Regions from separate parts of the Mus musculus genome. Here regions 1, 2, 4, 5 and 6 are each linked to region 3. Evidence: chromatin loops called from intact Hi-C (ENCODE). Cell type or tissue: left cerebral cortex. All regions are shown on one strand. Region 1 holds the start of Gm51559 (a long non-coding RNA gene). Region 2 overlaps Tenm3 (teneurin transmembrane protein 3). Region 3 has its middle 13 kb from the start of Dctd. Region 4 overlaps Wwc2 (WW, C2 and coiled-coil domain containing 2). Region 5 overlaps Tenm3 (teneurin transmembrane protein 3). Region 6 overlaps Gm32923 (a long non-coding RNA gene).

Evidence for each region. A loop is a pair of places that touch in the nucleus more often than their neighbours do. Peaks named below come from ENCODE experiments on the same cell type or tissue, not always from the same donor. Only the 100,000 strongest peaks of a DNase experiment are listed, where the experiment ranks them.
Region 1: a loop joins it to region 3, with 2.1 times the contacts of the local background. A loop is called at or near these places in 7 of 42 quality-filtered maps.
Region 2: a loop joins it to region 3, with 5 times the contacts of the local background. A loop is called at or near these places in 8 of 42 quality-filtered maps.
Region 4: a loop joins it to region 3, with 3.0 times the contacts of the local background. A loop is called at or near these places in 2 of 42 quality-filtered maps.
Region 5: it touches region 3 in a loop (2.2-fold over the local background); 7 of 42 quality-filtered maps call a loop at or near these places.
Region 6: it touches region 3 in a loop (2.8-fold over the local background); 7 of 42 quality-filtered maps call a loop at or near these places.

What each region holds. Positions count from the first base shown.
Region 1 is chr8:48,212,609-48,217,608 of GRCm38, reverse strand. It overlaps Gm32194 (a long non-coding RNA gene), which reads right to left. Exons shown (of 3, transcript XR_378958.2): 2 at 820-948. It overlaps Gm51559 (a long non-coding RNA gene), which reads left to right and starts at 3,810. Exons shown (of 2, transcript XR_003947494.1): 1 at 3,810-3,976. In left cerebral cortex, no CTCF peak of the experiment used is centred here; a DNase peak (open chromatin) is centred at 2,374.
Region 2 is chr8:48,524,636-48,529,635 of GRCm38, reverse strand. The region is part of intron 2 of Tenm3 (teneurin transmembrane protein 3); the gene reads left to right. Among named protein-coding and RNA genes, the nearest start is that of Gm39178, 130 kb to the left of the region's middle. In left cerebral cortex, a CTCF peak has its summit at 2,008 (motif pointing right); a DNase peak (open chromatin) is centred at 2,003.
Region 3 is chr8:48,094,952-48,099,951 of GRCm38, reverse strand. It overlaps a transcript of Dctd not described here. Among named protein-coding and RNA genes, the nearest start is that of Dctd, 13 kb to the left of the region's middle. In left cerebral cortex, a CTCF peak has its summit at 2,300; DNase peaks (open chromatin) are centred at 1,592, 1,728 and 2,321; H3K4me3 peaks cover 1,152 bases; H3K27ac peaks cover 344 bases.
Region 4 is chr8:47,869,978-47,874,977 of GRCm38, reverse strand. The region is part of intron 9 of Wwc2 (WW, C2 and coiled-coil domain containing 2); the gene reads left to right. Among named protein-coding and RNA genes, the nearest start is that of Cldn22, 48 kb to the right of the region's middle. In left cerebral cortex, a CTCF peak has its summit at 2,446 (motif pointing left); a DNase peak (open chromatin) is centred at 2,460.
Region 5 is chr8:48,510,932-48,515,931 of GRCm38, reverse strand. All of the region lies in intron 2 of Tenm3 (teneurin transmembrane protein 3), which reads left to right. Among named protein-coding and RNA genes, the nearest start is that of Gm39178, 150 kb to the left of the region's middle. In left cerebral cortex, CTCF peaks have their summits at 2,527 (motif pointing right) and 4,745; DNase peaks (open chromatin) are centred at 1,925, 3,275, 4,182 and 4,583; H3K4me3 peaks cover 1,180 bases; H3K27ac peaks cover 1,217 bases.
Region 6 is chr8:48,220,637-48,225,636 of GRCm38, reverse strand. Gm32923 (a long non-coding RNA gene) reads right to left here. Exons shown (of 3, transcript XR_870430.3): 1 at 2,658-5,000; 2 at 1,196-1,278; 3 at 298-1,036. Among named protein-coding and RNA genes, the nearest start is that of Gm32923, 3.1 kb to the right of the region's middle. In left cerebral cortex, a CTCF peak has its summit at 3,098; DNase peaks (open chromatin) are centred at 3,097, 4,176 and 4,895; H3K4me3 peaks cover 1,344 bases.

The DNA.
Region 1 (5,000 bases), 120 kb before region 3:
TGTGGCTCCTAAGGGATGACTCCCTCCATCAACAGCTCACACTTGAGACCTTTCTTGTCTCTGGTACCCAGAACTTCAGCTCCTTCCTCTCCATCAGCCACTCCCTTGGCTCCAGGCATCCTGGAGACCTGGCCTTGGTCTCCATGTGAAACCTCTGGTGATGTGTGAGGACATGGTCACTTCCCGCCAGCTTCCACACACCTCATCCAGCTAACCAAGACGGAAGTCAGCAGTCTCCAGTGCAGGCTTGTGACCTGCCCTGGGGCAAGTCTAAGCTCAGCTCTCATCTGCTGTGGGCTGTGGCCTTGGTGCAGGATGAACTGTGCCTGGTCCCCCTGAGCGATGTGGATATAAACCATCCCAGTGTACTGGCTGGTTCTGTGCATCAACTTGACCCAAGCTGGAGTTACCAAAGAGAAAGGAACCTCCCTTGAGGAATTGCCTCCATGAGATCCAGCCGTAAGGCATTTTCTCAATGAGTGATCAATGGGCCCAGCCCATTGTGGGTGGTGCCATCCCTGGGCTGGTAGTCCTTGGTTCTATAAGAAAGCAAGCTGAGCAAGCCCGGGGAAGCAAGCCAGTAAGCAGCACCCCTCCATGGCCTCTGCATCAGCTCCTGCCTCCAGGTTCCTGCCCTGTGTGAGTTCCTGTCCTGACTTCCTTTGGTGATGAATGGCACTGTGGAAGTGTAAGCTGAATAAACTCTTTCCTCCCCACCCAGCTTGCTTCTTGGTCATGATGTTTTGTGCGGGAATAGAAACCCTGACTAAGACACCCAGGTACTGTACTGCGTACTGTCTGGTACTTCGAACACCTTACCTCCACGCATCCTCAGCGTCCCTACACCATCAGTAAGTCATTCTCTCCATTACAGAATCCGAGGCACAGAGAGTGATGCACATACATCTGGGTTGATCAGAAGCCATGCGGTCCAGACTATGCTGTCTCCTATATTTAACAGGAAATAAAATAAGGCTGGAGACGAAATACCTAAAAATCCTCTACACCTTGTCTGGTAACAATAACATCCTTAAGAAACCTAACCAGCTTCCAGACTCAGCTCTGTTGGCCCTGTGCTCTCCTAGGAGTCACTGAGTCCACACTGTGTGCTGTGACCCACGTGAAAGGCTCCAGAGACGCTGCATCTCTAGTGAACAGTGCTGACCCTGAGAGGTTGGTTCTACTCATCTCCTGTTTGGCAGAGGAGACAACTGAAGTGAAAGGCACTTGTGAGAAACTAGGTCAGAACCCGGAGCCAGAAATGCGTGACTTTAAAGCCCGAGGCTCTCCTTCCTGGGGCCTCCTGCCTCCGTAGCACCAGACCCACCCTTTGGCATCCCTTAAGTTAGGATCCCCAGGCTCCGGAGCACTGGGCGGGGTGGCCAGCGAGTGTTACAGTTGTGGATAAGCAGTGAATGGTTGAGTGAATGAGCTAATCAATCCCCCTCTGTCCAAAAGCACTCCAAAGACCTCCTCCCTCAGAAACCATGACCCATCTGGTCCAGGATCCAGGCCCCTCTGCATCCAGAGTACCCACTCCCTGATGCCTCAGACCTCATGTCTGACCCGTCTAATCCAATAAAACACCACCCTATTCTCACCAACCCCCAAAGGTATCCTTTTGGGTACCATCCTTGCTGGTGCCTGCAACGTCGTGGGGCCTCCGTCCTAAAGAAAAGCTTGTCCACCCGCACTTGGCTAGTGAGGCTACGGGAGGCAAGTGTATGCCCTGCACAGGCCAATGGGATTGCCCGGAAGAGACCCACACTGGGAGCCAGGCCTTCGTGCTGGGAATTCCCACCCTACTGCAGACGTGCTCCCCAGGATGCTGTCTGCAGTCCTCTGGTGTACGTCACAGGTTGTACCTTCTCTGTTTACCCTTCTGGGCTCTGTTTTAGGGAGATGCCAGGCTCCACTCTCAGAGCTCATCCTCATGACCAGGTGAGGCACCAAGGCCACAGAGTCCCTTTCTAGCTTGCATCTCTCCTAGGCAGAGGTCTCTCATGGCCCTTCCTCTGGCCACACTAACCATCACCTCTTCTTCTTCTTTACCAGGTCTAAAGCGCCCTGGCTTTCGAAACCCTTAAACGTCCTGTCCCTATTCCTAAGAATTCATCACAGCTCTGCCACCTAACTGGCTTCGGGTTTTCCAACAGCTCCTGAGTCCCCTGATTCTCTGCACACCCACCGCCACCTCCCCAGCCTCCCTCCTCTCTTTCCCCAGGAGGGAAATTGAAGACAGTTTAAAATAGACCGAATCAGAGTGCAGAGGCTGATGCCAAGAGCGGCTCAGCGGGATTGCAGTATCCCTCCTGCTGGAAGGCCTCCCCCTCCCACCCCCCACCCCCCACCCCCCAGGCAGAAGCTCCCCTTGCCTCTCCCCGTATGTTCAAATCCTGCCAGATTCTCTTCCAGCTGGTGGAAAGGATGTTCAGACTCCAGGCTGCTGGCAGTGCGCAGGAAGCCAGCAGGGAGGGGTGCCAGGCGATCCTGAGCCTCGCTAACTGGAACAGCCAGCCAGCCCCCACCTCCACCAGCCTTCCTGTGAGAACTGGGGCCGAATAACCAAGGCCAAGGGAGAGGCTGGAGACATTGGCCATAGGAATTTCAAATCGACAATGAACAAGCCGCTTGTATCAGTATGTCCCAGAGAAGATTCAGAACTCATTTACACTAAAATAAAGTTTGTGTTTGTTGTCCATTTTACATTCAGATTCGCCAGGGCATCCCATGCCGCGTAGCTGTATTTATTTATGTGTGTGAGAAATCTGGCAGCTCGGGGCTTTGGAACCCATCTGTGACTAGAAGGGTCACACTTAACCCCACACCCCCACACACACCCCCAATGACTCAAAGAGAAAGAGGACAGGTTGGAAGGTTATGGTGTGTCCTCCTGATACCGGAAACCAGTATCACAGACTGGGAGTGGAGGTGGGGAAAGGGGCTTTTAACAGTGGAAATTTACCGTGTGCACTCAAGGACCAGTATCTCTAAAGATGCTCACTGCTTAAGTGAGGCGGGCACCCTCCTGGGCAAACTCCAAAGTTAATACAATTCAAGCCAGATCTTTTCGAAGTAACCTGAGCATTCGTCTCTTTAACCTTTTAAACAAATGCACCATGACCTTGAGCTAAGCACACCCCAAAACGTGTCTACTGCCTTTCCTTTTAAAATCATGGCCTGAAATTGAGCATGCTCAGGAATGAACCAGGTAGGGAGCAGGCCCGGGAGTGGGCCAGGCCCTAGATCCGTGGTTCTCAGCCCGTGGGTCAAGACCTCTTTGGGGGGCCCCAAACAACGCTTTCACCAGGACAACCTAAGAACCTTGGCGTCCCTTGCATTGTTACAGTGTCTCAGGGAGGGGTCTTCCTTGCCTCCTTTCTTGTAGTGACTAGTCAGACACCTGAGGCTTTTAGAACATATTTACCTAACGATTCAGAACAGTAGCCAAAATTCAGTTAAGAAGCAGCAACAAAACTAACTTTATGGTTCGGGGTCACTGCAACACGAAGAACTGTATTAAAGGGTCCCAGCATTGAGAACCAGGACCTAGATCGTTATTCAGAGCCTCTTTGAGTAAAATCCCCACACTGCCTTTGTTTGGGGAGAGCATTGCTTTGAAAATAAATCCTATGTGCCCCTTGTCCGAGGTGGGCGGGAAAGCTTTCTGCCCTCTTTTGTTTGTTTGTTGTCTAAGTTTGGTTTGGCTTTGCTCGCCCCAGGATGCCAATCCCTTGTGTTCTGTAACAATAGCTCTGGGGAGGGTCCTCTTCTGCCTCCATGACTTTCTCTCTTGTGGCCAAGAAAGAACTGGCCACCCTAGGCTTTCAAAACCTGTTCCAGGCTGCCACAGTCACCACTCAGCCTTCCCCCCCAGAAGTTTCTGGGGATGTCTTCTCTGTCAACAACCACGATATACCCATGGGGACGGAGCCTACTCCTGTCTGACCTCATCTTATCATCTCTCTGGTTTCTGGTAAACACGAATGTGGGGGACTTTGGGTGACCTTCTTAAATCTAGCAAAACAGACTAGTTCTGGCATCACTCCTCACACACACACACACACACACACACACACCTCCTTACTTCTAGAAACTTCTAGATCCGGGTGATCACAAACAACTGTACCAATAATGAAGTCATGGGAGCTCCCTCAGTAAGGCTTGCTAGGACAGCATGAGGACCCGAGTTCAATCCCCAAAGCCACATAAAACAAGCTAGAGCTCCCAGGACTGGAAGGGCAGAGACAGGCAAAGTCCTGGGGCTCAGTAGCCAGCCATCCTAGGCTGCTTGGTAAGATTAACAATAGAACTGTAGGTGGATAGTGTCTTAGAAGAAATACCCAACACTGACTCCCACAGACATTTACAACACACACACACACACACACACACACACACATTCAAATACCTACTTGATATATCCACAAATCCCAAAAGCATGCTCCAGAGTAGCCTGCCATCTATCCCCTGTATAGCAGTAATGAGACAGAGGCTACCTATATCCTCTTTCTTCAGAGACCTTATTAGAAAGGATGCCCACCCTGATGGTCTCCAAACACCAGTGTGACCTCATAATGCTACCAAAAGAAAGCTCTGAAAATGGCGTGTGTGTGTGTGTGTGTGTGTGTGTGTGTGTGTGTGTGTGTGCATGCCAGCAGCTATGTCTGTGAGATTCAGTCCCACCTGAGAAAGGGGAATCACCTCCGACTCAATGGAAAGCTATCCAGCTCTAATGTCCTCATGCCCACTCTCAGCCCAGATTTCATGCCAGCCAGGGTCTGGGGCTCAGCTGATGGAGTACAAAGGCTGAGGAAAGCCCAAGGGTTCCAGAAACGGATGGTAACTGTAACTGATTGGTGTCTGAAAAGCCCCCCTAGCTTTCCCTTAGAGGGAGGAACACACGGCCAGTGACTGCTCCCAAGGTGAGCTTTTTTTGCACCCTCTAAACCTTTAGAGTCCTGTGTCTCTTCCCGATAGTAACCTCTGTCACTGCAGTA
Region 2 (5,000 bases), 430 kb before region 3:
TCTTCTTCCTGTCTTTGCTCCATCAGCAACTCCATCTTGTTTTCTTGCTCATCAATCTCTCTCTGCTACCTTGGCGGTGGCATCTGCTTTAGACGGTTTCATAAGGCAGAACTGTAAATCCATCGCTATGGAATTTTAAGTGTCTTCATAATTCTTAATTCTGACAAATATCATGGAGATTTTATGACCAGAAGATAATGTTTAAAAAAAACAAACAAAACAAAACAGGTTTTCCTTGTCTTTTAGGACGCATCCAGACTTGTTTCTCCAGACTCTCTGTTCAGTTACTACAGGGTCTCCATCCGGATACTACAGGGTCTCCATCTGGAACACAGCCTGTATCTTAGGGCAAAGTCAAGATGAAAAAGAAATATTTATGAGATAATTTTACATCAGACTCTAATTTCAAGGTCGATACGATAGTGACTATTCTTCTAAAATTAATTTTAGCATAGGTTGTTTACGTCTCTGGTTTGTTGACATGTTTTCTTCTTTGTTAGTTGCTTTTGTTTTGAGGCAGATCTTGTAGTGTAGGTTGCCCTGAAATTCTTGATGCTTTGTATCTGTTCAAGAGTGCTTCTTGGATCCCTGTTCCCTCCCTTTGATCTCGTGAAAGCCTGTAAGCACACTACATACAAGAACTGTAGAGATTTCCAGAGAGTTCCTAGAGGTGCTGCGCTATGTGTGAGTGTTATATGCTCAGGCCCTTGCAGAGGCTCCTGTGTAGGTCCTTCCCTTCGAGGTATGATGTAATCAGTCTTCAGCTTTGATTGACACCCCTGGAAAGAAAAGGATGGCCATGGGTATTCTAAGTAAGAATATACAAGCAAACAAAGATAATCAAGTATAGTTTCTTTCTTTCAGTCAATAGCTCATACAGAACAGAAACTGGGGGGAAATATAGATTTACTGAGAACCTTCCCCGTTTGCCTCTGAAAGCCCCCTCCAGGGATCTCTGCCAGCCTCTAAGATGTCTTATCTGGATCATTTCGCTATTGCATTCTAGAATGTTCTTCCAAGACAAACAATGTGGATAAATTCCATAGGCTTCCGAGATTGTACTTTTGAAAATATAAATCTGAGTTATTTAATAAATTTTGTCCATGAGACACAGCATCACAGCTAAGATATACAGATTTTCACCGCAGTTTATGCTGTGTTTTCAGTACCCGCCTTTCAAGATCATAAATAAAAATAGCTTCATATCCCCAAACCATTATTTATTATTCTGAAACCTGGATGTTGAAAATGAACTGAAATATAATGAACAAAATACCAAGAATACAAAGTGATTAGTTAGGCACAAAGCAAAGCAAAATTGAATTAGGTTAGAAATTATATATATTTTTGGATTCATGCAAATGCAGTAACTACTTACACATTACAACTTTGGAACATATCTGATCATAATTATTATTATTATTATTATTGCATTAATTAACATCAAAGGCAGGAGAGTTCACATTTGAGCTAAGCGCATCGGATGTCAGTCCAGTTATCAACTAAGTCAGCTTGGTTCTGTGGAAATTAAATACTGTCACACTTTCATCTGCTTAGAGTTTTGAATTCTAGAGAGCGCAGAGTTACTTTGACAATTGCGGTACTAATCCTCCTTCAAAGCACTGAAAGGGTTACAGATCTCCTGCTTATTTTTTTTATGAACATATGCTAAAAATAACAAGTCAGTGGAATTTAGTCCCATGCCCCGATGTGTGGGCATAATTTGTTTAATTTCTCAGTAGTCCGTTGGCTATTTCTGTGTCCTTTAAACTATCTAATGGCAAGTGTGAGGACAACACTTTCTGCTCCTGTCATTCTTCTAACTTTTTAGCAATTAAAATTTGAGATTCATATTTGGAATTTTATTTTGGTTAATGATTAATATCCTGTAAAGAAGAAGCGTGACATATGGTGTAAAATTTTGCTGTTCTATTTTTCAAGATCTTTTTATAGCCCCCCCATCACGTGTTTTCCTAATCAGACTTTTCCTCGTGCAGTTAGTTGATTCTTTGCCACCAGAGGGCAGTATAAAAATTGATTTAGTTAATAAACATAATGTCGCTTTTCTTTTTTTTTTGTATACCATTGTTGTAGGTACCACGCTGACTAGCAGATATAGATGCCTTCTTTTCAGCCATAAACGAAATACAGATCTCTGACTGAAGATTATGGCCATGCAGTTATAGGTTGTAATTTAAATTGTCCCTTTTTTTTGTTCCTAGCGTTAAAATTGTCACACTAGACAAAATATTATCCAGTCATGTAGGCCTAGAAAGTCACAATTGTAAAAGCACATTGTCTTAATCAGGTGTGGGTTTTTTTTTCCTTTCTTGAGAAAGGAAGACCATTTGAGTCGATGGATCTTGGCTAAATTTTATTGCATATATTCTTATTTGGCACATTATGCTTGATAACATTTTTCTCAAAAAATGAATTCTGTGTTATTAGCTGCTTCCCAATTTTATTGAAAATCAGAGTTGGAAACTATAAGGTTCAGCAAGTAAAAGAATTTGGAGGCTAACACACATACTTTTGGTTTACTTAATATAGTCAATGTTCAGTTAGTTTCCTGTGAGATATAAAAAGGTTCTCTCTTAGTTTGCCAACTTGAAAGTCTCTAATGTTCAAAAGAGGATACCATTCTTGATGGCTAAAAATGTTAAAATCCTCTAATGATACTATACATATTTATAATTAATTAGGTATCTATTAAGGCGGCACAAAACATTTTTAGGGATTAGTTAGGCTCTGCTTCTATGTTATCTTAACTTACCTTTTATTTATTTTTATGCATTTAAAATCATTGATATGAAAGTTATAAATATATTTATCATAGTCAGTCCTCCCTCCCCAAACACTACCCCCTCAACTCAGGCTTATGAATACTTAATTACTAGATTTGAAAGTGTTACTGTCTGGTTAAAAATGCAAGGCTTATGATATTGAATGTGCAATTTTGAAGAAATGAGGAACGCCATTTGTTTTTATTAAGCTGGGATTTGAATGTTTGAGGAACGCATTGAGGGAGGCATTGCTTCAGAAATGGAAGTAATAACCCTCATTTGTAGTGTTGAAAATATTATTTTTACGCTATGCCAATTCTTTATAAATAAACACAGGAGCCCAGGTTTGCAAGGGATCAATTTGCTTTGTCTGTCTACTGATAAATTATTGGAGATTTTTGTTTGTTGGATGTCTTTGTTTGTTTGTTTGTTTGCTTTTTGGTGTTTTGTGTCTGATCGTTCACTCTGTGGGGAATTGCGTATAACAAAAAAAAACCACAACAAAATTAGAAATAAGCCTCATTGATGTCTAGATGGAATACTACTGTCTTACGGTGGAGGGATTGATGAGCGAATATAAGAATTCCAATATATAAGAAATTGTTATGATGCTGTTTATTTTTTACAAATAAATGAAGGAGACCATGAGATACCCTTCTCCCCTAAAATTCTGTATGTGCATTCAGGAAGTACACAGGGCAAAAGTAAGCAATGGAGACACTTTAAAATGGAATCTGTGCCGCAGTCCCTGCATATGGCCGATAATAGCGATACGTGTTTGGCTATATTTTTATCAGCAATTATTTTGTTTTGAGAATTGACTTATGACAGAATTCTGAGGCCATTGTGAAGATGGCTTTCGCTTATTTCAGCCGTGCTCTTTTTTTTTTAGTGTAATTGGCACTAGAAATAAAGCAGCTTTCAGTAATTACATTGTATGGATGAAAATTCTTGATTTTTCTGTGGAGTCAAATCAATACTGAAGTTTCACTATCACAGTCTCTGTAAATGAAGGTTTCGGGTCAGGAGTGGGGATGCAGGAGCCATTGGCAGGGCTCACTGTTCCCAGAAATTTTTCCTAGCAATGCAGTAGGCCAGGGTCCCAGTGACACTCTTGAGAATTATAATTGCCTTGTGCCAACGTGGGAAAGGAGCATTTTTAAAATATAATTTTTGAGACTTAATTTTCTAGTCCTTTTTCAGTAACTGATATACTAAGTAACTTGTTTTCAAAGGATATATCCACCTATATGTATTTGAATTATTAGTAAAAAAAAATTAGTATTAGTGAAAATGAAAAACAAATTTACCTTTTGACTGTATTTGGGAGATTGTATATAAAGACAGCAGGAGTTGTGCTCTGAGCAGGTATGCTGTAGTATCTCTTTGCATTTTAGAATAAAACACATAGGTACTTTGTGAAATTGTCTTCATCTGGTTTTACCTCTGGGTTTCTGTGATGGATTTCCGGGCAATCCTGACAGAGGCGTGGCTTAATAGTCAAATAACAGGTGATGTCACTTGAGGCCATTGTTTCAGGGAAGAGAGCTTTGGGCATCAGGGGAGTGATTTTGAGGTTCGTACTGATTCATTTCATTAGTTTTGAAAGGCTTGGAGAATTTCTGTTTGTTCCCACTAAAGCTTAACCTGTTTGGAGAGTTGTTTTATGCTCAAAAATATAATCATCTAATCCTTTTCTTGAGATTTGAATTAAGAAATTTTATTTTGCCCAAGCAAATAACTGACAACTTATACTATAACCCCCAAAAATAATTCAAAGAGAGACTTGGATAATTTTAAGTTAAGATTTAAATACATCTTAAATAAAGAGATAGAAAAACATGGTTTCTGAATTAAGCTTTGGGTAGAGTTGTAAATGAGACAAAAATGCAAACCTAAAATTATAATATTTCATTTATTGTACACTTTTTAGTAATAAACAGCACTTTATTTTTTTCATTTTAGTTTACCCTGATGATTCTGAAATTTTATATGTTTAGATTCTATTCATTATCTGCAATCATGAAATACAGTTTCATTGTGAAGGTGTGTCACGACTTCATATTCATCCTAATTTAAAATACACAACTGTTAACAAAAGAAATGAATACATAATTATGATAACTTCTAACTGTAATTCAGTTAGTCTTAAAATGTGTGTCAAACTGTCCGAGGCAATACAGCTTCTTCGTTTTCTTCTTTCCAATATTAATATGA
Region 3 (5,000 bases):
AAAAAAAAAAGACAACGATGAGAGCCCTGTCCTCAAAGGGACCAGGATTACTTGGAGACTGCCTTAACAAAGCCCCTTCTGACTATCCAAGCAGTAGCTCAGGGCTCTCCCTGTTCCATTCATTCTTGCTTTTCCTTAGCAACATAGCCAACTAACAGGCCGACTTCACTGGAGGGGAGGGGACATATATAAAATAAACCAGACACAAAGAATAAGATATATAGGACCTCACACATTGTAACTGTGATGGCGCACACCTATAATTTGGCTGAGACAGGGAAATCATGAGTTCAAAACCACCCTGGGCTATTTAGTTCATTTAAAGGCAGCCTAGGTTACACAGAAAGGCTCTTGTCTCAGGAAAAAGGAATACATAAAAATAATTGAGAGAGAAAGTTGTCCTACTGGATTCCTGTGCAGCTCAGGGGAAAAAAAAAAGGTTTCTGTATTTGTTTCTGGAACAAGACCCAGATGAGAAACTGCATGTACATCTATCTCCCTGTATCTCTCTAAAGAAGAAACTTCCATAATCATCCAACACCCGTCACAGCTCCTAAGAGCCACGGAAATCCCGGTACGCATGCACGCACGTGTACAGCCTTGTTGAACTGCAAAACTAACATTACTTTTAGATAATAACTACTCCTTGTCACCCACATAAAAACACCCTGTGATCTAAAGAAACGAGAGCATGCAGTAGTCCACCCTCCAGGACTGGAGGAGAATGTGGCTGTTTTTGCTGAGAGACTGATAGCTAAAAATTAAGTCTGGCTGCTGAAAGCCAAGAATGTCTTTACAATACGAGGATACCTGTTATCCTAGCTCCCACTCGCACGCGGTTTTCCTGTCTGTGGCTCCCGGAGGAACTCAGTGGAGTGTTTTTCTCAAAAGCCTTAGTCACCTGTCTGCCTAGTTACCCACTGGCTAGTCTCCTGTCACAGCACAAACGGGCACACGTTGGTAACAGGTGAGATAGCGAGTTCACACCTGAGAGTGCGATTTCATTTTTGCGAAACCTGTTGTGTTTGCAATAGCTGTCATTCTAGAAGCCTCTACAAGCCCGGCCGCAGCACAGAGGGAAGAATTTCATTTCATAAAATGGTGGGAAATTCCATTAGTGATTTTTTGGTGGCACATTTTAAGTGGGTTATTATTAGACAGAGCTGACATTTCACATGCAGAAATATTCTTTTCTTGAGAGTCAAGTGTCATTCAAAAAAGGGAAAAATTATTTAGTTTTTTTTTTTTTTAAGTCAAAGAAACCCCTTGAAAACCCCATGCTTCTAAATGCCTCCATCTGTGGAGGAGTAACGGCTACAACTGATGTCTTTGATTTCTCTTTGATTCAAACACGGACGCCATGATGGAATCACTTTGGGGTATGGAAGAAGCGCTGGTCAGAAAAGCAGCTTCTTCATGTGGGCCCACGGCTAGACCCTAGCACTGATGGGCCAACGCTCAGCTGAAGGTCAATATTAGTCATTCCCAGTGCATAGCACAAAGAACTGCACCACACCATCCCCCGCCCCCAGCCTCATCCTAGCAGAGACTCATCCTCCCGCTGAACATCTCGATATTGCAGCAGTAGCCAGGATGCTTCAAGAGTCTTTTCACTGTGTTAGCCTTTGCAAGTACACATTTGGCTCAGCTGAAGCTAAACAGTTTAAGAGCACAGTAAGAAATAGGCCAGAAAACATCAAAGCTTTATAGCTTTTTGAGAAAACTTGATGGTCTTGCTGGTACAACTCCCTGTGATACGGTTCAGTTGTGATAACAATGGAGAGCGTATCAGCGCGAACTGCTGATGAAACCATCAGAGAACGTAGCCAAGGGTCTTTTAAACACATTTAAGAACTGTTCTTTTGAACTGTGCCTCTTAGCCTTGGGGAAAAAAAAAAAAAAAAAAACTCTTCGAGATTTTAAACAGGGCTTTGGCTGAACTGCCGAGCGAGAACCTGAAATTATCTCGTGCACTGGAATCAATATCAAGCAATATTTTCTCTTTGAGAGAAATTCAATCTGACAGAAAAGAATCGGAGCAATAAGGAAACTGGGACCCTGGTGAAAAAGCTTGCCTTCCAAAGACGCCGTAAAGCAGTACAAATTACGTGATGTCACCAGAAGCAGAAAACCACGGTGACAGAATAAAATGTATCTGAACATCAGAATACTTCATTATCACTACCACGGGGCCCCTAAGCCTCACAAAATGCATCCATCAGCCTTGATGGCCATTTGTGAGCCACTGCTGGTAGCTAGATGGCGCAGCACAGCGAGGAAATGCGCCCCCGCCACGCTTCCACACCCCCACCCCCATCACAAGGACAGCAGGGTTCAAAAGGAGGCCTGGGCACACAGCCCGAGCTCTGCTAGTCTCAAAGTGCTCTCTAGCGGCCAGATGAACACAGAATGATCCTAGGTACAGCAGTCACTTCAGGGGAGGCTTCAGAATTCTGGCTGTTCTCTCCTCCGTCCGTTCCTTTCATCGCCCGGATCCGTGGGATTCTCTGATGAGTAAACTCCCTGGGTATCCACGGATGCCGTTGCCATCCATCAGTTACCAGACTCAGCTGCTCTGAACTGCATCTCAGGGACTTGTCAAAGAAATGGAAAAGGGTCCAGGTTTGAAGGGCTCCCCGTACATCGCTGGTAGGCTCATTAGCACAAGGCGATCCTCGGTAGAGGCTCAAGTCCATCCATTTAGCTTTGTCATCTCTCTGTGCTGTGCTCCGAAGCTGTTTTTTAGGAAACGTGAGAAAGGTCACCACCTGCAGCACCAGTATGTTCCAGGCAGAGTCCCACCCTCTATTTCTAGTGTTTATTTTAGTCCTCCCAGAAACCCTGTTGTAGGAATTGTTTCCAGCACCTACAGCTCCCACCTAAAGGCAAGAATTGATAAACTGCAGGTGGAGGGCCAGAGAGGGGGCATCCCAGGAGGTAACAGGTGGAGAGCAAAATAAACGTCAGGGGTGTGTCAGCCCTGCCAGTGTCACGGTTTTGGAAAAACCGAGAGAGAGAGAGAGAGAGAGAGAGAGAGAGAGAGAGAGAGAGAGAGAGAGAGAGAGATCGTGGGTACCCGTGCAAGTGCATGCAGAGGCCATAGCAGGATATAAAACATTTTTTTCTCTATTGCTCTCTACCTTATTGCTTGGATGTAGCATCTTTAAATGAAGCTGGGCATTTTTGCTAGGATGACTAGCTAGTGAGTTCTCAGGACCCACCTGTCTCCTCTGCCCCCAGGCATGCCCAGCTTTTTACACTGCTGATGGGGCTCATGTTGGAAGAGCAAGTGCTCTTAGCCACTGAGCCTAGTTCTCTATCTATCTATCTATCTATCTATCTATCTATCTATCATCTATGTATCTAATTTTTCGATACAGAGTTTCCCAGTGTAACCAGCCCTGGCTGTCCTGAGCTCACTTTGTAGCCTTGGCTGGCCAGGAATAGAGATCCTCCTGCCTCTGCCTTCAGAGTGCTATAGGATGAAAGGTGTATGCCACCACCGCGCAGCTAGTCATTTTTAAAAGTGGCTTTGCTGACCATAAGCCATACTTTGCTAAAATCCTATGTCAAACAAAACAAATCTGAGCCCCAAAGCCGCTAAGGGTGATTTTGGCAACTGCTTTGGTCCGGGTATTTGTTCCGTCCAAAATGTGTGCTGAAATGTAATCCTCAAACATGGCTCTGTGGCACAGCTCGGTAATCTCTGTGGAGGAAGTGGAGGCAGGATCGCTAGTAATTTAACAAAACCTTGGCCCAAAATAAAAAGCAGAGAGAGGGCTGAGGATACAGTCCAGCAACAAAGTATCGACCTAGGATGCATGGAACCCAAGTTCAGACCCCAGCACTAAACCGGAAAGGAAACAAAGAAACACAGTTTAGTCCTCAAAGTTCTGTTGATGATATTTGGGGGTGTGGCCTAAATCTCCGTTGGATGAGGCCATGAATAAGGGGTATGAATAACTTTATGAAATGGGAAGAGATACACTTTGTCAGCTTCCTGTCTCACCACAAGCTAGGTCCCTGTCCTCATTTCTTGCTCTTCTGGGCGTAAACACAAAGAACAAACTCACAGAACACTTGTTTCCTATCCCCCATTTCTCAATTTCTCCCTTGACATAAAGTTCTTGCTCCCTCGTGGTTTTGTTTTGTTTTCAACCAAGAGTAATAACACATAGTTTACTTTCCTGTTTTCTTCCTTATTTGTCAGCTGCATTTCTCACCTGCTCCCAGAGTCTGTATCACTGACTCTGCGCCTCCTCAGCCTCCAAAGGCCAGGTGGGGTGAGGCGTCGAGTAGTCTAGGGCACAGGCAACAATTCACACAACATCGTGACTTGTCGAAAGAGCTGTGAAGCAAGGAAGAGCTCTATCTGGGATACTGAGGCCAAGGAGAGCATGAGTTCTACCAGGTACAAAGTAAGATGTCCAGAAAGATGTAAAAAGAATCCAGAAGGAAGAAAAGCAGCCAAATTGAAGAGGGGGCAGGACTCAGACCATCTCCCTGAGGTCTGAGCATGCTAATCAAAGTAGGAATGATTACCACAGAAGGAATGAGTAGAAGCAAGAGAGGACTGCAAACTGGTGTCCACTTCTGAAAGAGAGCTCGGCCATGGTAGGAAGACAGAAGAGAAGAAAGCCAGTCAGAAGTCTGATACAGGCATCCCGCAAGACAGGATGTGACACGCAGCCTTGGATCAGGTGGAAAGAGAGACCAAGACATGGATAGAATGACTCCCATGTTGCTGGCTTAAGCAACAGGTATAATGGAGACTCGACATTTTCATTCTTCTTCTGGTTTTGATGTTATTGTTGATTATTTGTTTGTTTTGTAGTATTTTTTTTTTAAACACAAGATCTCACTCTGTAGCTGGCCTGGCACACAACAACCCTCCTGCTTAAGACGCTCAAGTCTTAAGAGTTATAGGTTCGAGTTGCCACGACAGACAACATTCTATCTTACTTTATTAAGTTTTGAGATAGGTCTTAGGAATTGGTCTC
Region 4 (5,000 bases), 220 kb after region 3:
ACCATTGAGCGAGTCTGATAACAATAGCCATAAACTGCTGCTTTCTGATGATGTCGACCTAGACTGTTGCAGAAGTGAGCCTTCCTGATCTCTTTCTACACTCACAAGAAGTCAAATGTTTATTGCTTTTAATTTCACAAGGAAAGGAAAAGACTGCGTGCTCTCTTTGATATCTTAATCAGTCACAAGATGTCTCTTGCACGTGGCTTGTCAGTTGAAGCCTGCTTCTGAGGCAGAGGTAATCATTATGAGCAGTTTTTTTTATCTTTCTGAGGGAAGGTGTAAGAGTTACTTATTCTAAACTATCCAGTCCCGCCGGCAGATGGGCAGGACTCTGGAGTCCCTTATACCTGTGGCAGAGCCCTGAGCCCACACTGCTGCCGCTATGCCAGGGTGCCTGTTTGGTGACAAACTGGCCCTTCAGATCAGTGCTCGTCACAGATGGCTCGGGAGGAGCAGTGTCTGCCCCAGAGCAAACCCACATGTGTCTCAAGAGACCTGGAGATACGTTCAAACATCCACCCAGAACCTTTCTGAATTCTTGGCCTCTTTACTTTTAATTTCCATTTCTCAATAAATACCTAGATTTAAACGTCAAAACATTTTGACAGTGGGGTGGGGAGCAAAAAGCTGCCATAACTGATTGGGTGAACAATTTGAGTTTCGCCATTTGGGGAGTCATGTTGATGGAGACACGGTTTGGCTGCAGCATCCTGGTTTTAGGGAGCACAAGCAGGTCCCCAGAGCAAATCCTCTGACAACTGCACCTGTTCAGCTGAGTTCTCACTGTTGTCCCCGCCCCCCTCCTCTGCTTTCTCTGCCTAGTGCTGATCAGAGTTTTAGCTTAAGGTGTGAGGATGGTCGGGGTAGCAAGCACCAACAGGCACAAAAGGAAGAACACTCTGGTTTTCGTTTGGAGATTCATCAGTGGGTGGAAGGAAGCGGGCAGCGTTGGTGAGCTCGCTGTGTAAGAGGCTGGTGCATTTACACTGCTCAACACTTACTCAATGCCATGCCTTGTCCCCTTGATGTCCCAAGGGCTGGTTCCAGGACCCTCCCTGATACACAGTCATAACTGCTCCGAATAGACTGTGTAGTGTTAACAAAAGGTGCATGTGTCCTCTCAGAAGCATGACTACTTTCTAGATTGCATAGGATTCCCAACACAGTGCACGTGCTCAAGAAACGCTGCCGTTCTGTGATGCTAAAGGTCACGTGATCAGCACAAACCCAGGGTCTTCCCTGAGCACCTTGATCCGGGCTTGTTGAGTCTTTGGTTATAGAGCTAAGGCCGTGGAGACTCTAGAGTAGCCGTGCACATCTTCCATGCAAGGCTGTCTCTCTGCTGTCCTCTGTAGCAGGTGAGCCCGGAAAGCCCTCTGCTCCTCCTTGGCTGTGTGCGGGGAGAGCTCATCTTAGCAGCCTTTACAGGCGTGGCAGCATGCTTGACGCTTGTACTGGGGATGGTTTGCTCCTCAGTGGCTTCTACATAGTGACTGTCACATCTCTAGTGTCAGGTTGGGACTCCTCAGAAGCAGACGCTACATAGCCCTTACATAAAATAATGATAATATTTAGTGAGAAGCAGCCATGGGGTTTGTGCCATGTGGGCAATAGGCAGCGTAGTTAGCTGCACAGTGTGTCTGCTGTAGACTGAACAGTGCCCGAAAGAGATGTGTTTATCATTTGTGTACTGTGCAGACTTTGGGTCCTTTGGATGGCAAGCCACTTCCACACTAAGTAAATAAGTACATACAAATGTCCTTTCAGTACCTGTGGTCAAGGACAGATCCCCATCTCTGTGCCACAGAGTGGATCTCTGATTTTGCTTGTTTGGTTTTTCTCATGGCTCCTCCCCTCGTATCCTAAAGATCAGAGCCTCCTGCTACAGCAAGCACTGGAGCAGGCAGGCCCTTCACTCCCAGGCAGATGCAGCACCACAGGGCTTGGCTCTAGCTGCTAATGCTGCTGTTGCTACTCTGGCTGAGCTCACACTCTGTGCCCTGGTGTCATTGCTCTGTACCACTCTACACACTTACTCTATTGCTGCTTGTCCCCAACCTGTCCTTGAACCTGATTCAGAGACCTCGTCTCTGAGCTACACCTCCTCAGTGTCGGAGCGGGCAGGTGGTGTCCAGGAACACCCTGAAAGGAGAGTTCACATAGCGTCATCATCAAGTACATCGGCAACACCAGACCCTCCGTTTCTTCCTGCTGCCCATGTGGCCACCAAAGAACGCTCCTTGCTGCCTTGCCTTAAGCTTTCCTGTTTTCCATTCTGTTGTGGCTTCTTCATTATTTCAGGAGTAGGGGTGGTTCAAACTGAGCTCTCAAGACACTAAACTCAGTTCTCAGCCATCCTGTGTATCCTGATCCTGATTTCTGTGGCCAGTGTAACACCTGCAGTGTACACCCGGCGGCTGTGGCTGAGATCGCCCTCTAGTGGCGATTAAGAGCATCTGCACAAGCCAGATTCATTGTGGGAGCGCATGGGGCAAGGGAGAACTGTTCTCCCTTTCAGTTTCCTGTATGTAAGCTCGCCCACAGCATTCCTTAAGCTGTGGTTTCCTGCTGCTGACAGATTTTTGCTGCTTCCCACAAATTCCAGGTGCTTACCTAGAATCGTCCGATGTGCCTGGATTACTTAAATGTTGCTAAGGCATCTGAAGATTATTTAAAACAAGTGGGCAGGGATGTGTGTGAGTGCCATTTATTTAATTTAATTTTTGAATGGAAAAGAGACTAGTCTTACTGGGTCGTTGGCTCGGATGCTTTCCCAGGTGCAGAGTTGTGAGTTCACGGGAGGCAGTGCCCATCTCCCTCTGGTGCTAAAGTAGAGGCAGGAAGAGGTGATGGCCTGATAGGCCGCCCAGGGCAAGGAAGAGAAACAGGGTGTGTAGGGGAGGCTCTTTTAGGGGCAGGAGTGAAAAGTCCCTTTCTGGATGAAGACACCAGAAGGACAGGGCTGGTAAGGAGCTCAGACAGCCGAGTGCAGAAAGAGGACTGCAGTCATAGTCCCCTGGGAGGAAGGACACTTCAGAGTCTGAAGAAGACCTGCAGCCCAGGTGCCCTCGGCGGAGAAGCTTGATGACGACATGAAGGGCAGAAACTGCTGCCCTACTAAGTTTCTGTGGCTTTTTAGGGTTCCTCTATCGTCCCTCTAGTGACTCCAGCAAGAAGTTTATGTAGAGGAAGAGGACCCTCTTCTGTCCTCTGCAGGCTATGCATGCATGTGGTACACAAACCTACACAGAGACAAAACAGCCATCCACATAAAACAGTGAAAATGAATACGGTAGAAAATGATCTCCAAGGATACCAGACATCAACATCAACCTCTGGCCTACATACCACACACACAGACACTCACCCCCCCCCCCCCTCACTCACTCACATGAGCCCAAAGCCCAGCCTGGTAGCTGAGAGCAGCCTACAGGAGCTGACACAGGAGCTGCTGAGCAAGATCACGGCCTGGAGAACGGGAGAAAAGCCCTGTGCATTAAGAAATCTGATATGTAGGATATATATATATATATATATATATATTGGCAGTGTTTGGGGCTTCCTCCAGACCATCATGTCTTCTGACTCAGTTCTTCTTTGCATTAATTTTTCTTCCTGATTGAATAGATTTGTCTAAGAGATTTCAAAAAGTAGCTGTTCTTTAAAATGCAATTGTGAAAGAATTGATCACAACAGTGTTACAGAAAATGGCAAAAATTACTTTTTTTTTGTTTTTTTCGAGACAGGGTTAAGAATTACTTTTTAATTGTAAGATATAATAGAAGTTGTGTTGTAGACAATCAAAGGAATAGGTACCTATAAATAAGATGAAATTGGGTAGGTTTTATTTTTTTTCTCCAAACCTAATTGTGTATAGCCCGACCTTGCAGGGCTGTGAGCTAGTGTGATTGTTCTGTGGCCTGTAGAGCACTGTCCCATGCCTTAGTCCCTTTGATCCCTTTACCTTTTGTCAGGTACACGCAGGAGGGAAGGCGAGCCCCTCTAGCCAGCAGCTTGCCAGAGGGTCCTGGGCTCACAAGCTGGGTATCCCAGAGCAGGATCAAGGCACTGCCTTCCTTGGATGAAGTCTCAAGTCCCCGCTGATTCAACTTGTGCATTTTCTTTCGATGCCTGACCTCTTTTGAAATGAGTTTGTTTCGAGATAAAATTGTACAGTGCTCTACCTGTACGGTAATGTGCTCCAAGAGATAAGACAGGATTGGGCCCAGAGCGCCCTGTGGAACGGCCTCTGTCAGCTAAAAGTCCCAGGAACTGAGCACTGTAGGCGCTATTTTATAGCAGCACTCAATGAATTCAGTACCTAAGGTGGCCTTTTGCATTTCCAAATTGCTGCCCAATGGTTTCTAGGTGACAAGTCAGCCTGCAGTCCCGTAAGATCCTGCAGTCTTTGCTGGGCTTTTGCTGGGCTTGGTGCCGCTGCTGTAACCCCTTTGCCATTTCTCCAAGACTGAGTTTTCCAAGCTCTGGGACTGGACGTAACCCCCAGTTAGTTTATTTATCATGGCTGTAACCTTGTTTGGTTCCTTCTCTCTTGGTTATTCTGTTTTCTCTTTACCAAGGTCAAACAGACATCCCCTTTGTCTTAGTCAGAATTTATATTCCTGGACAAAGCATCATGACCAAGAAGCAAGTTGGGGAGGAAAGGGTTTATTCGGCTTACACTTCCATACTGCTGTTCATCACCAAGGAAGTTAGGACTGGAACTCAAGCAGGTCAGGAAGCAGGAGCTGATGCAGAGGCCATGGGGAGATGTTCTTTACTGGCTTGCCTCCCCTGGCTTGCTCAGCCTGCTCTCTTATAGAACCCAAGACTACCAGCCCAAAGATGGCACCACCCACAAGGGGCCTTTCCCCCTTGATCACTAATTGAGAAAATGCCTTACAGCTGGATCTCAATGGGGCATTTCCCCAGCTGAAGCTCCTTTCTCTGTGATAACTCCAGCTGTGTCAAGTGACACACAAAACCAGCCAGTGCTC
Region 5 (5,000 bases), 420 kb before region 3:
AAATCAACTTGTTCCTGGTACAGATCAGGAAGTGGCCACTGAGTGAGGCAGAGGGTGTCTTGGAGCGAAGACTTTGACAAGTTTTGTTTGAAATGGAGTTGTGTGGCCTAGTGGATCTTTCTGAAAGGTTTCAGTGGCTTCTGAGTAGGACTTGAACGGCTGTCTTCTTGATAGAAGTTACAATCCGACAGGTTACTCTAGGTAGCATCACACAGGCAGAGCATGATAAAAGGGAAGATGACCAAATAGTATTTGAGAGAAATGAAGCTTAGCAAGGAAGATCACGAAAGACAAGCAGAGGTGTCCTACAAGGTGGTGAATGATTTGAGTGTTATAAAGCAGGATGGGGTTGGGGGAGCCCTTTGTAGAGACAGCCACACGTTTAATTGGAACTTAGTAGGAAAGTAAGTTTGACATCCGATCATGGATAGCTCCAGACTTCGAACTGAGACTAGGGACTTTTCTGATAAGCAGTGAGCACCCCTGAGGTGGCACAGAACCACAAACATTGGTGACGCTGGGCTCTGTGAAATGTGCCTGTCATGGATGTGGCCTGTGCCACTCATGAGCTGTGCAGACATGAGGCAAGGTGTGCTTTGCTCTCCTCTGTGAAATGAAGTTAGACTAGGTGTCCTCCTATGTTCTTCTTACCTTCTAAAAAACCCTTGGCCTCCAATAACACAAACACCATTGATATTTTACATGGCCATAGCCTCATGCTTGTCCATCACCGTAACACATCAGTTTGTATAGAATTGTTTGCAGCCTTACCTGAAAAGGTTTTTTTTTTTTTAAGGTGGCTTTACTACCACCTTTTCCAACCACGTATGTCTGCATTTGCTGGTCTCCTTTTTAAAGAATAAGTCCACTGTGCTAGCTGGGTCTGCATTATGTCATTACATACATAGCATGCATAACGTACAGACACACAGACACACATACATACTATATGACATATGTATGGATTTATATATGTGTCATATATGTTTATATATAAATATATATTATGTACATATTTCCATTGTACAATATTGAGAGCACAATGACCTTCATGTAGATTAAAAAAAATCTCCTTGTTTCTTTTAAACTGACATTTCTTTCTCCCTTTGTTGTCTATATTTACAGGCGTACATATTATATGACATGTGTATTTATATATGTATTTATAGATAAATATATACTGTGCACATGTTCCCATTGTACAATGTTGTGGGCACAATGATAATGGCCTTCATGTAGATAAAAATCTCCTTGTTTCTTTTAGACTCACATTTCTTTCTCCTTACTCTTTATATCATCTATGGAAGGAATATATTAGATTGGAATTGAGCCAAGTACTCATGTCAGAGCATGGTATTGGGGGGGGGGGCTCTGGTTTCCCCGTTGCTTCTCACACACAGTCCCCCCCAGGACTACTCCCCATGGTCATCAGTGCTGTGTGGAAGCTGGTGCACCACGGCCCTGCATGTGTTCCTAACAACAGAGCTGGTGACCAGCGTTCAGAAGCCACCACCTGGCACAGGGCACATCCTCTCTCCACACAATGTCCCAGCAGAAGTTCCCCAGCTGCTAGGCCAACGGTGCAGCTACAAACTGTTCACCCATGCTGCTGTTTTGTAGTCCTTTGCTGGCCTTTGGAATAAACATAAATATTCAAACACTTCATTAATAAACAAACAAGACTCCTTCAGAGACAGCACTTTGTTGTGTTGTGTTGTGAGAGCCATGATAACCTCCCGCAATCGCAAGGTTGGCGCTTGGGAGGCCAAGTCTTGTGTCTTCAGTCATGGGAGGTAGTTTCTTTGATCTTAACTTTCGTGACTTTCTTTCTTGGCCTTGGAGAGTTTGAAGGTCATTCCCTGGTGCTCCCCTCTGCAGAGGAGACTCCTGAATCGAGAGATCATCAGACCATTTGTCAGATGGTAGTGGGTGTGTGAATATGCCAGGCTGTGGGGGAGGCAGTGGTGTCTTTGAGTGAAGGTAACTTTAGATGCCGAGGAGAACTAAGTGGGACAGCCTGTGATCTAATTATTCTTTAAGGGGAAGAGTCTCCATTGTTTATTTTTATCGTGCTAAAGAATTTCTTGGAAAAAAAACTATTCTGAACAATTTTGTGAATGATAGTTTCAAAAATTAATCCTGGGTGCATTAATACAGAATAAAAGGGGCTACCTGGCAAGTAGCTATCTGGGCATCGTGTGGAACCTTCCTTGCTAGCTGTTAGCCTAGGCGCACAAGGACTCCAAACCGCAGGCATTAATTTGTGACCACGTTTTATCCACTGTGGTTTCTTCCTGATGCCTACCTTGTGCCTGCCTTTGCTCCCGACTCTTCAGTGCACATAAAATGCTACAAATCATTTTGAGAAAAGGCAAGAACCCTTCAGTCAACCAGCAAGAAACTTACTATCTATTCCTTTCAGCGGTGGCTTAGGAAGGCTGTTTTTGCTATCCACATACCGATAAAGATTCTTTTTTTTTTTTAAGACTTATTTATTATTATATCTAAGTTCACTGTAGCTGTCTTCAGATGCACCAGAAGAGGGCGCAAGATCTCATTATGGATGGTTGTGAGCCACCATGTGGTTGCTGGGATTTGAACTCAGGACCTTCGGAAAAGCAGTTGGTGCTCTTAACCACTGAGCCATCTCTCCAGCACCCCCCACCCCCATAAAGATTCTTAACAGTGGTTCTAAACCTTCCTGGTGATGCGACCCTTTGATACAGTTCCTTGTGTTGTGGTGATCCCTAAACATACGATTATTTTTGTTGCTACTTCAGGACTGTAATTTTGCTACCTTTATGACTTGTAATGTAAATATCTGAAATGTGGCCTCTGTGAAAGGGCCGTTTGACCCCCACAAGGGGTTAGGACCCACAGTCTGAGAACCACTGATTTATAATGAGGGTTCTCTGTGAATTCAGTGTGGTCACTATGGGTTTTAACTAGCCATGTTAAGTTTGCCCTCATATGGGCCTTTAGATGCTTAGATACGATTGCAGCACAGGTATGCCGTGTAAATTTTGGGTGCTGTTTATCTTGGTTTAGTTTGAGACCCATGGGATCTTGAGTAGATGGAAGAATGAATTTCACTGCATGTATGTTATTGAGAAATATTCTTAAGCAGTGTGTGGTATCTGCTTAATTTCACTACTTTATGAATTTGCAGCAAAATCTGTATGCAGTACACATCAATTTGTATAGTCTTGTAGCATCTAACCAAATTTATAGATTCATTAGCCAAAAAAAGTTAACATATATCCATGCCCAAGACGGGCACTTTTCCTAGTGCTGAAAATAAACCCACGGCCAGCCGAGTGCGTAGGAAACACATAAACTGGCTACCCCATCCCTAGCTCATATCAAGTAACTTTGTGAGTCTTAGATATGTTGAAAATTTTTCATCTGTATTTCATCAATGTATCATGTTATATTGAAATGCTAATCAGTAGGAAATGTTTTCCAGTTTGCTCAAAGGTTTCGTTAACCTTTGTGAAATACGTTGGTGAAAACTGAGTATTTTACCCCATTTTTTTTTCTTTTAAGCATGGATTATATACAGTTGATCCTAAAGAAGGTTCCAATGTGTACCTTTCAGTAGCCTTAAATGTCACCACACGTCACCAGATGTGAATGTGAGAAAGGATCCCCTCCTCGAGGGGGTGGGGGGGGTCGGGAGGGGGGTTGCCTTTTGGTTGTGTTACTGTCCGTGGGTGCTTCCATGGACACTTGGGGTAAAGTAAGAGGAAGGGCTTGGGATGCAGAACAGTAATGGGAAAGAGGGAGATAAATCCTCCTCTTTCCTTGCTTCACGGATTCCCAATGTTCCAGGTAAAGTGCACCTGCTGAGAGGCTGAGGAGAACGGGAACTGGCTAGCATCCCATTAATTTGAGAGGAATGGCAGTGGGCTGCATCTACCCAGCAGGTGGTCCGAGCTGTAGGAAGAGGTGGTCCAAAGGCAGGCAGGCAGGCAGGCAGGGATAGTCCTGGGAAGAGGGAATTCAGACAGTGTGTCCTCAAAAAAAACGAGGGGCAGTGAAGTGAGTGCCGAGTTTCTCCGGATAAGCTTGTATTGCACATCTCTCTGAATTCCTGACGGCACGCCGCATTTCTGTAGTGTTTGAAGCCGCACTAGAATTATGCCAGCATATGCTAAATTTATGCGATGAGCTTCAGTAATATAAGCTGAAATTTCCTGAAGTGATTTTCTTTTTCTTTTAAAGATGTAGCAGACTGCCAGGCACCCCGATAAAGGACTTGGTTTTGACGACAATCATGAGGTATATGGTGTACGATGTCAAAATCCTGTCTTCCGATTGACACAACAATCCATAATTTATAGATTGCCTTAAAAATTAAAAGGCAAAGTCAATTATAACTAATCATGATGCTACCCGAGCCTGAGAAGTCACTGCATCCTTTGGGATAAAGGAAGTCATATTCACGTCAGTCAGGAATCTTCAGCTACAGTCTCCTGGTTCTATCTTAAGAATCTCTCAGTTTCGTTTCGTGAGAATCCTAAGCCTCCGGAAGCCTGCAGCCATGCTATTTTTAGAAATAGCCGTAGTAGCTCCTCTCCATCAGTGCACACTTGTTCCTATTCTGAACTCCGTATCTGTGCCAAATCTTCAGAGAGATTACTGGAAGTTTGGCGCTCTGACTGCTGAATCAGTCAGAAATGAATGTTGAAGTCTGCCGGTGAACGAGTTACACTGAGTTACCGCACGCGGCACCAATGCTACCCGCTTTGGTACTGCTTGTTCAACTCTCAAGAGGAATTGACAATATCCAAATACCGCGTGCTTACTAATTTTTTATTTATTATTTGTGATGGGCTTTTTTTTAAAAAATTAGATCAAAAGCCAAATTATCTGCAGATGATACTTCAAGGCTTGGCGTTTTATCTTCTCAAGAAAAAGATGGGCAGAGAGCCTCGTGGTTTCTAATATATGATGTCCTATGGAAGACATTTTTTTCCTTCTAAGGAAGGGTAGTTATT
Region 6 (5,000 bases), 130 kb before region 3:
CAGAATTGCTTTTGTGTTTCACGTGGATACAGAAGGAGGCGGATCTGGGGCTGTAATTCATCTACACCCAAACCCATGATAGCTCTCATTCCTACTGAGTTTGGATCCTTGTTTTGTTTTTGTATTTAGTTTCAAAATGACAGCTCGGAGGAGCACACTTCACAGAGGTCTCTACCCTGGCCTACTTTAGAAAAATGTTAACTCCCCCTCCACAAAGCCAAACCCTAACTGTAAAGGAAGAATTGAAAAAAAAAAAAAAATCACCCATTACTCCTGGAAATCGGGTCTCATTCCTGTGATGTTGGCATTGAGTGTGCTTAATTAAAACACTTGATTAGAATAATCAGTTTGGGCCCGATAGGTTCTCAGCCTCCTGGAGATGTCTAAATCTACATATAGACCTACTGATTAGGGTTTGCTTTGTTCAGCAATTCCAGGCTGACAGACCAGGGCTTTGATTTTGGTATGAAAAGGCAGACTTCCCCATGCTTGCTTTTACAGTGACAACCTCAACTTGATATGGCAGCGTGGATGCTACTGGAGTCAGGTCATCCCGCTTGGCAAAGAGACTGGTTTCTTCTCAGATCAGAGTTCAGTGTGCTCCCAGGCACTCAGTAAAGCAGAGCTTAGCCCAACCCTTTCCCTTTACAGCGCTTTCCTTGTCCCGAGCAAGCTCGGAGAACAATAGTGGACGTGAACTTTAGATAATGAACTGGGTACCAAACATGCCACTCGCTCCCACGGTGAAATGAAAAGTGCATCGGTATTTACATTCACTGCAAGGTGCCTACTAGTCACGTGACTCGCCCCCACAAGCACTTAAAGGAAACCTAGAGAGATTAGCCTGCCTTCAAAGCCCTAACCATGCCCACTCCTCTCCCTGTTCACGGCCTTTTCTTTTGTCTCTGCTGATCCCAGAAGCAGCCATTTCTCTTACCAGGTAGACAGCCAATCAGCTATCTGTGTAAGGTGCTCTTTGGAATACAGGGAGTCCAGAAGAGGAAGCCTGAAGGCGCCGATTCATGACATGCTCGGTCTGTAACAAACAGCCCCTGAGCAGTGCTCTTACAGGACACAGCCCACCCATGAAATGCCACCACCCAACCCAGGTGACACGGATGCTATCCAGGCTCCTGCAGAGCGAGGCAGGACCTCCCCCTCGAGAGCCTTGAAGGGCAGCCTGGCAGGGTCATACCCCTTCCACAGGTAACGCCATCACACTGTCCTGAAGACAAGTGAGCTCCGCCTGCAGCTCCAGTCCGCAGCGCGCAGTAAATTCTAGGTGAGGGAGAAAGAACGTAGAGAAATTTGAGCAAGTTATCCAAGTATGGATGGGGTTCAAGCCAAAATGAGCAAAGACTCTCTATCAGGGAGTTAGCTTTCCTGCCGCGATAGCTTCACCCCAGACGGCTCTGGTGGTACTACCTGCTGTGTTTGCATAAGTCACAAGACATGGGCTTTATGTCCCTGTCTATCTGCCAATATTTCTAGCTTCTTGGCTCCCTCGTCTATGGAAAGAAGTCATCCATGCAATGCTAATGAGTGCCCATCATATCCAAAGGAGGGATTAGAGATTTTTCCATAAGCCTCTCCTTTGACTTTGTCATCCTACCAAGGTCATGGAGAAAGGTGACACATTGTTTATATATCCCTACTCACCTTAACCACAGGGTGAACCCAAGTTCCAAAACGGTAGTGACAAGGCTGCTAGAGTGTTCTGCCCTCTGATCCAAGCCCCCAGAATGAAAAATCCTCTTACCACTTTTCTCGTCTGTTACCACCTCTACAAGCAATGGTCTCTTGATGTCAGTTAATTACTAATAACTTTTAGGTAGATCGAGCAAACCTTTTCATTAATGAACCAACTTAAAATTCTGACATAGAGCACTACAGGAGTCCTAGAGCCTTGTGTATAGAGAATTTACCACAGACTGGTGCTGAGCTTAAAAGTAACATCATTATTCAGTTTAGAGATAATGGGCTCAACAAAGCAAATTTAATAAATCCTTCCGGGATCTAAGCAGAGGAAAATTAAAATTAGAAGTATAAATTGTTAGTTCTAGGGCAAGAGAGTGGCTCAGTTGCAGTCTTCCTGCCTATAGGATGACTTGTATGTGGCCCCTGGCATCCACCTGCATTAGGAAGGGAGATCACATTCTTTTTACATGTGCAGACATTTCCTGAATCCCACCAGCAATGGCTATGTCCATATGACAGCATCGCTCTCGCTGCATAGAATGGACGCGATTTACAACCGGTCCTCTGAGTGGAAAGGCATTCCGAAAGCTTCTCGAAACTTAACGCTGTCAAGGTGAGGGGAGTGTAAACACCCAGGGAGGGAAAGTGACCTGAGCTGAAAAGAGACCTGCTCATCGGAACTCTGAGCTCTTCCACCTCAGGTTCTTGTCACGAGGTGACTAGCAACAGTTTTGGTGAAGATCCACTTCATCCCAACATTCCCTCCCAGATAAACGGACGGGAAGCCTATTGTGCCAAGTTCAGAAATTAACTCCTTAAAAGTCGTTCCCAGGTCCTCCTGCCTCTACATCCTCCCCTTTTCTCTCCCTTAATTCTCTCTTTCTGAAATGACCCCAGCAAGAGCTGCCTGGGTTGTAACCATTTAAAAAAAAAAAAACATTGTGTCTGCTTTTCTTCACCTTAGGGGGAAAGCCATGCTGGTCCATTGATAAGCCAGGTGATTTTGACAGTTGAGGATATCACAGGGAAGGAGAGTCTTTCATCTCCAACTTATTGACAAAAGGTTATGAGCAAGCAGGTTTCAAAGTCTCACTTCAGCTGTGACATTATCTCCAAGGTCAGGCTTGAGATTTAAGCATTATTCTCCATCGCTGAAACGCAATTCTGCAAAGCACATAGAGGGAGACGTTGAGTGGTCCGAGCAGCACGGCTCACAAGAAATAGGGAAGGGAGTGACAATCTTTCTACAAGTCTGTCCTCAGTTTTCAGGACTCTGGCTTTTTGGAGGAGTAAGATCCTGTCTCAACATCTGGTGACACCCTTGAGGAGTGAGCCTCAGCAGAGACCTGTGTCTGGGTCATGGTGGCTGCGAGGCACTTTCATGAAGGGCTCTTGCGCCCCCTAGCGATGGGCGTCTTAGCTGTCGACGTCTACGCTAAAGTGGCAGCAATGTCCCGAACCAGAAACAAAACAAAACACAAAAACAAAGGGAGACTTAAGATCTCCATCTACCCGGCTCTGGATGGGCCAATTCAAACGATCCTCTCTGGTCCCATTCTGTTCTGCCCGTAGACTTCCACACATAAAGCGATTCCTTCTGCTTCATGCACCGCCTCACTGAAGCTTGGTCCTTGCAATCCTTACTCCCATAAGATTTTTCCCGACCGCATGCGCCTGCAGAAGTTCTGTCAATCCATGTTCCTCTCGCCTGGCAGATCATAAGAGGGCCCTTCCTCCCAGGAGTTGTCCGCAGGCTGTCTGAGTCCCGCAGCCCACTCAGAACACTGATTGCTGAAATACATTGTTTACTTTTTACTTTCCATGTTAACAGCCCTGTCGCCGCGAAGACTTTCCCAGAAGGACAGATTATTTAAATTCAGAGTGGCATTTTTATTTCTGCCCAAGCTAGGCTCTCACAGAAAGTGCGAGAATGACAGGCAGCCTGAAAAAAAAAAAATCCTTCCTGCCCCCAGCCCCTCCCTTCCACAGCTTGGCCTCATTTGCCAGGGTGAGAAAAAAAAAAAAAATGGACTTTCAACCTTTCTTTCCTGGGTTGTCACACAGAGAAGCCAGTACATGCTGATTTTAAGTGACAGCATGTACCTACCTTAAGAAACCGTCCCTGGCTAGGTAGAATCTAGTGACATTTCTGGAGGCTCCTTTGGGGACCCAAATAAGTAGACCCATTTCCCCACTTTCTCTCTGAGATTAAAAAAAGGGGGGCTAGAGATCACATAGGAAGTCAAAATATCATGGCAGACAAGATGAGATCAGAACCCTACACCTCATGAGAAGATAAAAGTGGACCGCTAGATGTCCGGACTGAACGAGCATCTTGCCCTTCCGTGACAGAACCGCCAGGCCAGACAGGCAGGCTGTCCGTGGGAGGAGGAGGGGAGGGAACAACACTCTTCTACATGAGCCAAGTATGTCCAAGTTCCTATCTTCACCGTTCTCCGGGAAGGCTCCCTCGGGTGCTCCTGGGAGCTGGAGTCCCAGGGAGAGGACACCCCCAGCGGCACACATACACACACCCAGAGCACGGAGAGCCAGGTTCTGCAGCTGGATTAGAAGGCCTATCAGTCCTGGTCTTCAGTCTTTGCTTTTCCCTGGTGCTAAAGCAAGAGCTGGCTTCCCTCACCTGGCCTCTGCCAAAGTACAAGGGGGTCCCCCACATGCCACCTCTTCCTTCTGTGACAGCTGCAGCTCTCTTTGGTGGCTGGCAGTCCTAAACCAGTCCTAAAACCCAAAGTTGCCGCCTCCTAAGTACAAACTGACAGCATTCCAGATTCGGAGGTCCCCACTCTCCCTCCCAGAGCCCTACCCACCCACAGTCACACCTAGAGGCGGTGTTCTATGCCAGTAGTAAAGGCAGGGGAGGCGGGCTCCGGCTCGGGGCTCTTTGAAGGCAACAGGTCCCCAATTACTTCCCGCTCATTAAACTGTGGACGTAGCCTTGCCTGGCTCTTGTAAATCAAAGAAAACACGACTAGCCTTGCCATACTCGGGCTCTGTCTGCAGCCTCCGCCAATTAGCACTCTAGTTAATCAAACTTTAGAAGGTCCCTGGAGAGGCGGTGGAACTGGGAGCAGGCCGGAGCAGAAAAGACCCATTCAGTCTCCGCTTTGCCTGGCTGAAGGCAGCCACTTGTTTTCAGTCAGTTTTCTCCATCTTTAAAGTGGGCTGCTCTGTACATCCCTTAAGCTGTGTGTGCGCATGCGTGCGTGTGTGGGTGCGCGTGTGCGTGCGTGCATGCGCACATGCGCAGAGTGAAAAAGAAGGTGAGCAGAAAAGTTAGAACG